Linked DNA regions of Homo sapiens: region 2 is linked to region 1. Evidence: read pairs that join two places in POLR2A ChIA-PET (ENCODE). Cell type or tissue: GM12878. All regions are shown on one strand. Each heading gives the region's core, and the rest is flanking DNA. Links, peaks and the distances in the headings are about the cores only.

Evidence for each region. Peaks named below come from ENCODE experiments on the same cell type or tissue, not always from the same donor. Only the 100,000 strongest peaks of a DNase experiment are listed, where the experiment ranks them.
Region 2: POLR2A ChIA-PET joins it to region 1 with 6 read pairs; 17 of 35 experiments call an interaction of 5 or more read pairs at or near these places.

What each region holds. Positions count from the first base shown.
Region 1 is chr14:58,279,114-58,284,497 of GRCh38, forward strand. The region is part of intron 2 of PSMA3-AS1 (PSMA3 antisense RNA 1); the gene reads right to left. Among named protein-coding and RNA genes, the nearest start is that of LINC00216, 6.2 kb to the right of the region's middle. In GM12878, for the core only: no CTCF peak of the experiment used is centred there; DNase peaks (open chromatin) are centred at 2,227 and 2,504; H3K27ac peaks cover 930 bases.
Region 2 is chr14:58,383,921-58,389,304 of GRCh38, forward strand. The region is part of intron 1 of TOMM20L-DT (TOMM20L divergent transcript); the gene reads right to left. Among named protein-coding and RNA genes, the nearest start is that of TOMM20L-DT, 9.1 kb to the right of the region's middle. In GM12878, for the core only: no CTCF peak of the experiment used is centred there; no DNase peak of the experiment used is centred there.

The DNA.
Region 1 (5,384 bases), core at 307-5,306:
AGGTCTGATTGGTTTGGGTGTCAGTAGCAACCAAGTGATAGCAGTAAAAATTCAAGGCAAACATTTGGATGCCTACGATGTATCACATCACCAAGGAAGACTAAAATTTAAAAAGTTCAGATATAGTTCTTTCCCCAGTGAGAAAAGCAGATACTAAAAATCACTGGCAAGGTCTATTAAACGTGTATACAAGCTGGGCACAGTGGCTACCGCCTGTAATCCCAACACTTTGGGAGGCCGACGTGGGCAGATCACTTGTGGTCAGCAGTTTGAGACCAGCCTGGCCAACAGAGTGAAACCCCATCTCTGCTAAAAATATAAAAATTAGCCGGGCATGGTGGCAGGCGCCTGTAGTCCCAGCTACTTGGGAGGCTGAGGCAGTTGAATTGCTTGACCTTGGGAGGCAGAGGTTGCAGTGAGCCAAGATGGTGCTGCTGCACTCCAGTGTAGGTAACAGAGTGAGACCCTGCCTCAAAAAAAAAGTAAAAAAGAGATGTGTATACATATACTTGTATGTCTACACTGAACTATAAACATGTGCTTTGGGGAGGAGAGAACATAAATTCTGACAAATATGGAAGGGAATTTGGGAACATTTCCTGGACACCTAGTGGAAGACCCCTCCAATGAGTGAATTCAGGAGAAAAAGCTTATCAATAATTATGAGTAAAAAACTTCTGAGATTCCAGTAATTAAAACAAAGTAGATTATGTAAAAATATGAAGGACAGAATTTACATGATAGTGGGAATGCATGCAACAGACAACTTTCTCAAAGTGTGGTTCGAAGATCACCTAAGTCAGAATTCTACAGATTTGAACTCACTAGGTAGGAAGAGGGACCCAGGAATCTGTATTTTCAATAAGTATCTGAGGTAATTCTTATTAACACTCTAAAATTTGAGAATCACTGATTTGGAAACAGGTTACTAAAAGGAGAATAGGGTAAGAGAAAAGGTTACTTTTAAAGTGATGACACTTAGGGCAGGGTGTGATGGCTCACGCCTGTAATCCCAGCACTTTGGAAGGCCAAGATGGGTTGGTCACCTGAGGTCAGGAGTTCAAGACCAGCCTGGCCAACATGATGAAACCCCGTCTCTACTAAAAATATAAAAATTAGCCAGGCGTGATGGCAGGCGCCTGTAATCCCAGCTACTCAGGAGGCTGAGGCAGGAGAATCACTTGAACCTGGGAAGCGGAGGATGCAGTGAGCCGAGACCACGCCACTGCACTCCAGCCTGTGCAACAGAGCAAGACTCCAACTCAAAAAAAAAAAAGGAAGAGATGACATTTAGAAAGCAAAATGGGGGATGAAGCAGTAAGGGATGATGGGTGTCTAGGAAAACTTTTTTTCATGATTGTGTAAGGAATGTATGTCTCGGAAATAGCAGCATACATACACCTAGATGAAAAAAAGAGTGGGGGGTGGGGGGAAGGGGAGGGAAGAATCTGGCAGAAAATTTATAGGGATGGTTCCAAATATTTTAGAATTCAACATCAGCTCCCAAGGAAGACAACATACAGATGTTAAGAGAACATTTCCAACATGTGAGTGAACGAAGAGCCAGGGTGCCAATAAAGAAGAAATTCTGTAACTGTTCACTAATGGTCAGGGATTGAAAAGCATCTTTCATATTTTACTGACAGGTCAAAAAAGAGAAAATTAGCTCTGACTTAATGCAGACCAGGTCAATTTGGTCAAAGAGAATTTTATAGACGAGCTTTGGTTCCACCATTGCAAAACAATATTCCGTTACCAGCAGTATTAGTAGGATTCAGGATTACACTGAAAGCATATTCTACTCACACATTCTATTAACAACTAATTGGAATTTCATTTCATAGGATAAAAACTGACAGAAAATTCATCATTTATAACTAGGTGTTCTATTTACTATTTTAGCTGCAAAAGATTTTTAAAATGGTTTTACTGCAACTTCCCCCCAAAACATTTTCAACATTTAAAATGTAGCCCAGTTCTAATTACCATCTAACCTTTGACCTGTCTCTTCTATAAGTGAAGCAAATGTGTCTAAATACAGTTCTTACATATTTCTGGAATAAAAACCTACTAGAAATGAACATAGATCCTTCCTTCATAGGCAATATAATAATTCATTCACAACCTCAAACACATTTGACATGGAAAGCCTAAAGGCAAGCCACAAAGTAGGCAAGTCATACACTAAATAGTTCTGACAGCAAAAGGTTTCTCTTCCTTCCTGGCAACCCTCTCTTTCATGATAAGCAGCCAAATGAATCTTTCTGACAAATGACATCATATATAGACAAGACATGCCATTCTCCCCCACCACCCGCCCTAGATATCTGGACGGCTTCCAAACTGAATTTCAGGAGAAGCTAGCCTAGCATAAAATCCATTCTTTTCCCTAAATGGAAATCTGACAAAACAGGAAGTACACAGCAGCACAGAGAAGCAAGTTTTGTGTCTTAAGTATTTACTGGTAACAGACTAGTTCTTCGTGACTAATAAAATGCAGAACTTCAAATCTGAGAGGAAAACAGCAAGTCTGCCTTGGGTTACCATGGCCTCGGCAATTCTAAGGCCTTAAAAGCAGTATCACATGATACACAGAGGAATAAGAAACAAGAAGGTGGTGCTTTTTTTTTTTTTTTTTTGGTTATGTTCCTTCATACAAAAATTCCCCTCCCTGTCCCATCTGACCAAGATCTAGGCCACCAAAATTATACAAACACTGGAAGAAGCTTTATGATTGCATATATAGACTAAGAAACTAAGATTTTTTGAGAAACAGTAGGAATTCTGGTTTGATTTGAGGGAAATAATTGGGGATTTATTTTTATTTTTTTGCTTGCCATAGGATTTGAGGTAACCCTAAATGTAAATAAATACAAATCCCTAAGATCCCTAAGTGGGCTATTTGAACTGGCAGACTCAGTAACATATTAAACCTATCAAACACGCCAACAAAAAGAAAAAAAAAAAAAGAACATGATTTCATCCTCCATGCCTTTTTTCCCACTCAACCCACTGCTGTTAGGAATTTTTCAGGTAATGATTAATTTGTATCTAACGTCTAAGCTATTACACATAAGTGTAGTAGTATATCTAAGTGCCCAGCAAATGTTAAAGTACCAAATTTAAAACGTTATCTAGTTGATTCCTCACCCTGTCCAAAGAAGGTTGAGACAGACCTACAGTTAAGTCATGAAACCACTTCTGTGGATCACATCAGACTTTTTTTTTTTTTCTGAGATGGCATCTTGCTCTGTACCCAGGCTGGAGTGCAGTGGCATGATCTCGGCTCACTGCAACCTCCACATCCTGGGTTCAAGCGACTCTTCTGCCTCAGCCTCCCAAGTGGCTGGGACTACACATGCGCGCCACCACGCCTGGCTAACTTTTGTATTTTTAGTAGAGACAGAGTTTCACCATATTGGCCAGGTTGGTCTCAAACTTCTGACCTTATGATCCACCCGTCTTGGCCTCCCAAAATGCTGGGATTACAGGCGTGAGCCACCGCACCCAGCCCATCTGATTTTTTATACAAATGAACTACAGAAGAAAATATTGAATCACACGGTAGTACTTTTGTGTGTGGGCAGTATAGACATACATAAAACTGAAATGTCACCATAATGACATTAATGAAATGTCACCATAATGAAATTAATCAGTGTGGCTATTACTTGAAATATCTGTTTTACCAACCAATGAAAGCAATCAGAACTCTTGTTAAATAAAACAGTGAGATAGAGGGGGCATTAAAGTTTCTGTCAGAATTTGATTCTAGGAACATCAGCCAATTCCTCAAATGCTAAAATTATCAAGTAAATGTCTAAGACTTCTGATTCTCAGAGTTTGTTAAAAAAAAGTTAACCTTGCAAAGAACAGGTGGATATTAGAAGCTTAGAATTCTTGTTTTAAAAATACGGTGCTAGACTGCAACCCTAAAATATTAAGAGCTGTAAATACCTAGCCCAATGACCCTCATTCTCTAAAAGCAAAAGCAGTGATGTATCCCAGGTCACAGCCAATGAGTAATAGGCTTATGAGTAGAACACATAACATCCAGTTTTCAAATCCAGTGTTTCAGTATTAAAGTGCTTATTCAATCCAACGTCCTGTTGAATTATTGTAAAAATTCTGAGAATTCTGGAGCTAAGCACACACAATACTGCTTTAACTCCATGAAGGCCTATGAGCCTGATATTTTATCTCCCCAATTCCTGCCATTCTCATTTTGTCCAAATCATGATGCCACACCCTTAGCAATATCACAGCAAGCAAGGATCAAGTGTCCTCATGAAATATCTCATCCAGTTCCTATTCTTAGGCTATACCCAGTTTCACACCTAAAGGCATTATGGTATTGTGATTAAAAAAGAAAAATACTTGGAGGGTGACACTATGGGTTCAATAATTTATTGAGCCACGTGGCTTATCTATCCCACTACTGGCAGGTGACGAACCCTTAGCCCTGGATGAACTTTTCCCACATTTGTACCACTGATAATTATTAGGAAGATCTGTGAAAAATGAGGTAACAACAAGCAGAAAAACCATTCTCTGGTGGTTATTTAGAGATACAATCTTTTTTTAAAAAAGTGATTTCATTTTAAGTGACTGGCCAGGACATTCTTGAATGTACAAACACTGACAAAACACATTTTTACTGGCATGCATTTGTCCATTAAACATAACCTTTTAGCTTGTGATACCTTTTATAAATTTTCATTACACAAATGAATGCCTACTAAGTCCCAAGGCCTATGATAGGTTCTAAACCTACAAGGAAGAAAAAGGTACAGTTTTCTGCCTGTAAAGATTGCACAACACAGTAAGAGAGACATATGTAAATAAAAGGCTAAAGTGCAATACAAAAAGTGGTAAAGAATCATGTAAGAGGAAACATGAAATTCACATGATGATTACCTATATAGTTCTACCTATTGAACTATCAGAAAACTTCACTTAAAAGGTAGCATTTGAATACAAGGAGATGGGATAACAATCAAATTGGTGAGAACAGTATGAACATAAGTAAATGAGAAAACATATGGCTTGTACAAGAGAACCATGATAGTTCAATGTGACTGCAGCATATGATGCTTGAAGGGAAGTAGTAAAAAATAAGGTTGGAGAGAGGTGGATATGACCTTTAGTAGGGTCTCAGAATCAAGACAAGAGAGTCTAGATGCTTAATGTCTGTATATCAATGCAATAAATGTATACATTTAAAACTCACTTGGAATGATATGCACGTAAGAGTATTACATATGTTACCACCACCACCTCATACCCAAGTACTTCCTAGATACTTGGCACCATTCTAAACATTTTACATGTATTTACCATGTAATACTAATTCCAACCTTGTCAAGCCAGTTCTATTATTATCC
Region 2 (5,384 bases), core at 258-5,257, 100 kb after region 1:
AAATGAAAACAATAATTAAAAACAATTTTAGAATCTAAACCTTTCACTTCACATAAAAAAAATGACAGCAGTAAAGTGATTTGTCCATGTACAAATAGTTAAGTTATAAATGAATGTATTTATAAATCCCAATAAGAAGAATCCCAGATCCCAAAGGTTCTCTTTGCCCATACCAAGGGTTGAGGATGATGTGGAGGAACAGGAACTCTCATAGCCTGCTGGTGAGAGTGCAAAATTGTACAGCCACTTTGGAAAATGTTATGTTTTGTTTTTCTTTTGATTCAATTCAGGAAAGAGTTAATGCTTTGGAAAATTTTTGACAATTTCTTAAAAAGTTAAAGAAGTTACCCAGCTATTCCACTTCTAGGTACTTACCCAAGAAATGAAAGCATATGTCTACATATAGCAGCTTTATAAATCATGGCAAAAATTTGAAACAACCCAAATTTCCATCAGCAAGTGAATGGATAAGTAAATTATTGCATAGCCATACAATGGAATACAACTCACCAACAAAAAGGAACAAATTGATAACATAAGCAACAAAATAGATGAATCTCAAAATACTTATGCTGAGTGAAAGAAGTCAGACAAAAGTATACACTCTGGTTCCATGTATATAAAAATAGAAGATACAAACTAATGTATAGTAACAAAATAAATCAGTGGTTCCCTGGAAACTTGGAGTGGGGTATGTGGAGGGGGTGGAATGGAAGGGTAAGATTACAAAGGGGCCCGAGGAAAGCTTGGGGGTGGTGGATGTGGTTTCATAGGTGAATACATTATAGGAAAATTAATAAAAGTATGTACTTCTATAAAGAAATACCTGAAGGTAGGGGGCAAAAAAGTATATACTTCTAAATGTGTGCAGTTTGAACATTAGAGGAAAAAAACCTTCCAAAATACAAACAGCATAGGAGGCATGCAAACCCAAGGCCACTGTGTTTGGCTGCTACTGAGACTAGAACTCAAGTTTAATCAAGTTGGTGATTTTTTAGCCTGGTGAATACAATGAGAGATTTCTGCTTTTCTCCACCTAGGTATGTCATGGCCCTTTTGTGCTTCCTTCTTTGACTAGAAATCTTAAAATCTTCCCTTTAAATAGGTCAGGAAGTAGATAGGCCCGGTATATTACTTTTCAGTGTTACATATAAATGGAAATCCTATTTTTCACAATTTTCCTAAGTCAATTTATGTACCCCTTCTCCTTTAATATCTGAGCATTTCTCACATACCTTTTTGAAACACCGATGCTATTAAGTTGAAATTTTTACTGTAATGACTGAGGTAGTCATCACTCTTGGGTATGACCTTCATTTGTTGTTACTAGAGTTTAAACTCTTTCATATACCTTTAATATCCCAAGATTACTGTGTTATAGTTTTATTACTCTTTCTCTGATCCACTGTGTCTCCAGCATCCCCATCTGTTTTCTTCTCAAGGTTCCCTCCCTCCCTCATTGCCAGTAGCAAGTTTCATCTCCTTTTAGCCTTCTTTTGGGGCACTTCCTCAAACCTTTCATTTCACTTGGCCTCTGAAGGTGCTACTGAGTTCTATCTTCTTAGTACTAAAGACATAAATAAGAGATAAGGAAATTGCTGATTTCAAAACAGATTGGTCTCATGTCTAAAGACTAACTGCTGTTGTCTAGAACAGTCCTAATAAAAGGACTTTACATGGAGAAATCGGTGGTTCCTTTTTTTTCATTCACTGATTCATTCAATGAATACTGATAGAGTGCTTTCTATTTACCATATACTGCTCTGGCATAGTAGCATTTTAGCACAATGGACTCAATGTGACAACAATAATAGACTTCAAAAATAAACTGTAGTTCTTTGAGGAGATCAATAAAATTGATAAACCTGTATCCAGGCTGATCAGGAAATAAAGAGGAAGACATAAACTACCAGTATCAGGAATGAGGGTCGTGATCACTACATACTGTATCTATAGCTATTATAAAGATAAGGAGGCCAGGCATGATGGCTCGTGCCTGTTAATCCCACCACTTTGGGAGGCTGAGGCAGGCGGATCACCTGAGGTCAGGAGTTCGAGACCAGCCTGGTCAACCTGGCGAAACCCCATCTCTACTAAAAATACAAAAATTAGCTGTGCATGGTGGCATGTGCCTGTAGTCCCAGCTACTTGGGAGGCTGAGGCACAAGAATCACTTGAACCCTAGAGGTGGAGGTTGCAATGAGCTGAGATCGCCCCACTGCACTCCAGCCTGGGCAAGAGTGAGACTCTCTCAAAAAAAAAAAAAAAAAAAAAAAAAAAGGAATATCATGGACATCTTTATGCCAATATATTTGCCAACTTAGCTGAAATAGAAAAATTCCTTGAAAGACATGAATTATTGAGGCTCACTCCAGAAGTTGATAACCTGAATAGCCCTATATCTATAAAGAAATGGAATTGATGTTAAAAAAAACTCCCCACAAAATAACTCCAGATCCAGCTGGTTTCAGTAGTGAAGTCTACCAAACATTTAATGAAGGCATAATAGTGATTCAACTCCAAGTCTCCCAAAAAACTGAAGAAGATTTCTTCTAAATCACTCTACAAGACCAGCATTAGTATGACACTAAAACCAGACAAAGGCATTTCAAGAGAAGAAAACTAAAGACCAATATCTTTCACGAAAATACATGCAAACATTCTAAACAATATTTCAGTAAATAAAAGTCAACAACATATTAAAAGGATAATACAACATGGGCCAAGTGGGATTTATTTCAGGAATACATGATTGGTTTAATATTTTTTAAAAATCAGTGAGGCATAGTGGTTCACGCCTGTCATTCCAGCATTCTGGGAGGCTGAGGCAGGAGGATCACTTGAGCCCAGGAGTTCAGGGCCAGCCTGGGCAGCATAATGAGAGTGAGTCTCTACAAAAAAAATTTTTTAATTAGCCAGGTGTGGTGGTGCATGTCTGTGGTCCCAGCTACCTGGGAGCCTGAGGCAGGAGGAGTGCTTGAGCCCAGGAGTTCAAGGCTGCAGTGAGCTATGGTCATGCCACTACATTCCAGCCTGGGCAACAGAGTGAGACCCTGTCTCAAAAACAAAATAAAAATCAATGTAATTTACCATATTAAGTTAAAAAAGAAAAACCTTATGAGGCAGAAAAAAGCATTTGACAAAATCCATCTGTTCTCAATAAAAATTCTCAACAAAGCAAGCATAGAAGGGAACTTCTTCAACTGATAAAGGACACCTATGAAAAACCTATAGTTAACATCATATTTAATGATGAATGACTGAATGTTTTTCCTCAAGTTATTGATTGATTGATTGAGATGGAGTCTCACTCTGTTGCCCAGGCTGGAGGGCAGTGGTATGATCTCGGCTTACTGCAACCTCTGCCTCCCTGGTTCAAGTGATTCTCCTGCCTCAGCCTCCCAAGTAGCTGGGATTACAGGCACCTGCCACTACGCCCGGCTAATTTTTGTATTTTTTTTTTTTAGAAGAGATGGGGTTTCACCATGTTGGTCAGACTGGTCTCGAACTCCTAACCTCAAGTGATCTGCCCACCTTGGCCTCCCAAAGAGTTGAGATTACAGGCATGAGCTACCATGCCTGGCCTTCCTCAAGATTAGGAATGAGACACATATATACTCTACCTGCTGCTGCTTTTTTTTTTTTGCTTTTTTTCTTTCCCTGAGACAGGGTCTGACTCTGTTACCCAGGCTGGAGTGTAGTTGTTGGATCACAGCTCACTGCAGCCTCCATCTCCTGGGCTGATGCCATCCACCCACCTCAGCCTCCCAAGTACCTGTGAGTACACGCTCGCGCCACCATGCCTGGCTAATTTTTGTAGTTTTTATAGTTATAGGGTCCCACTATGTTGCCCAGCTGGGCTTGAACTCCTGTGCTCAAGTAATCCTCCCATCTTGGCCTCCCAAAGTGCTGAGACTACAGGCATGAGCCACCACACCTGGCCTCTCACCACTTCTTTTTTGTTGTTGTTGTTTTTGTTTTTTTTTTGTTTGTTTGTCTTTTTTGAGATGGCGTCTCGCTCTGTCGCCCAGACTGGAGTGCAGTAGTGCGATCTCGGCTCACTGCAAGCTCCGCCTCCCGGGTTCACGCCATTCTCCTGCTTCAGCCTCCCGAGTAGCTGGGACTACAGGCCCCCGCCACTAGGCCCGGCTAATTTTTTGTATTTTTAGTAGAGACGGGGTTTCACCGTGTTAGCCAGGATGGTCTCGATCTCCTGACCTCGTGGTCCGCCCACCTCAGCCTCCCAAAATGCTGGGATTACAGGCGTGAGCCACCGCACCCGGCCGGCCTCTCACCACTTCTATTCAACATTGTACTAGGAGTTCTAGCCAGAGCATTTAGGTAAGAAAAAGAAATCATATAGGTATCTAGACTGGTGAGTTTAGCAAGATTATGAGATGCAAGTTTAATATACAGAAATCATTTGGATTTCTATGCACTAGCAATAAAGACTGAATAATTGGAAATTTTAAAATACCGTTTACAGTAGCATAAAAATATGAAATATATTGGGATAAATCTGACAGGATGGGAAAGACCTCTATATTGAAAACTGCAAGATATTGCTGAGACAAAGACAGTCTTTATGAGGGACTATACCTTGTTCATGGGTCATAAAACAGTATTGTTGAGATTCTTTGCTCCTCAAATTCAGTGCAATCCCAATAAAAATACCAGCAGGCATCTTGTAGAAATTGACAAGCTAATTATAAAATTCATCTGGAAATACAAAGGACCTAGAGAAGCCGAAAAGAACTTTGAATAAGAACTAAGTTGAAGGCCTAGCATTACCTAATTTCAATAATTATTATCAAGCTATAGTAATCAAAAACAGGGTGGTACTGGAATAAGATGGACAAATAGATCAATAGAACTGAATAGCCAAAAATACGCTCTCATATGTATGGATAAGTGATTTTTGACAAAGGTGCCAAGGCAATATGGTGAAGATAAGACAGCCTTTTAAGGAAATGGTGCAGGGCGGACACAGTGGCTCACGCCTGTAATCCTAACACTTTGGGAGCCCAAGGCAGGCGGATTACTTGAGGTCAGGAGTCCAAAACCAGCCTGGCCGACATGGTGAAACCCCGTCTCTACTAAAAAAATTAAAAAATTAGCCGAGCGTGGTAGCGGGCACCTGTTATCACAGCTACTCAGGAGGCTGAGGCAGAAGAATCGCTTGAACCCAGGAGGCTGAGGTTGCAGCGAGCCGAGATCAGGCCATTGCACTCCAGCATGTGCAACAGAGCAAGACTCTGCCTCAAAAAGAAAAAGAGAGAGAAAGAGTGAGGGAAGGAAGAAAGGAAGGAGGGAGGGAGGGAGGAAGGGAAGGCAGGCAGGGAGGGAGGGAAACAGTTGGACATCCATATGCAAAAAATTAATTT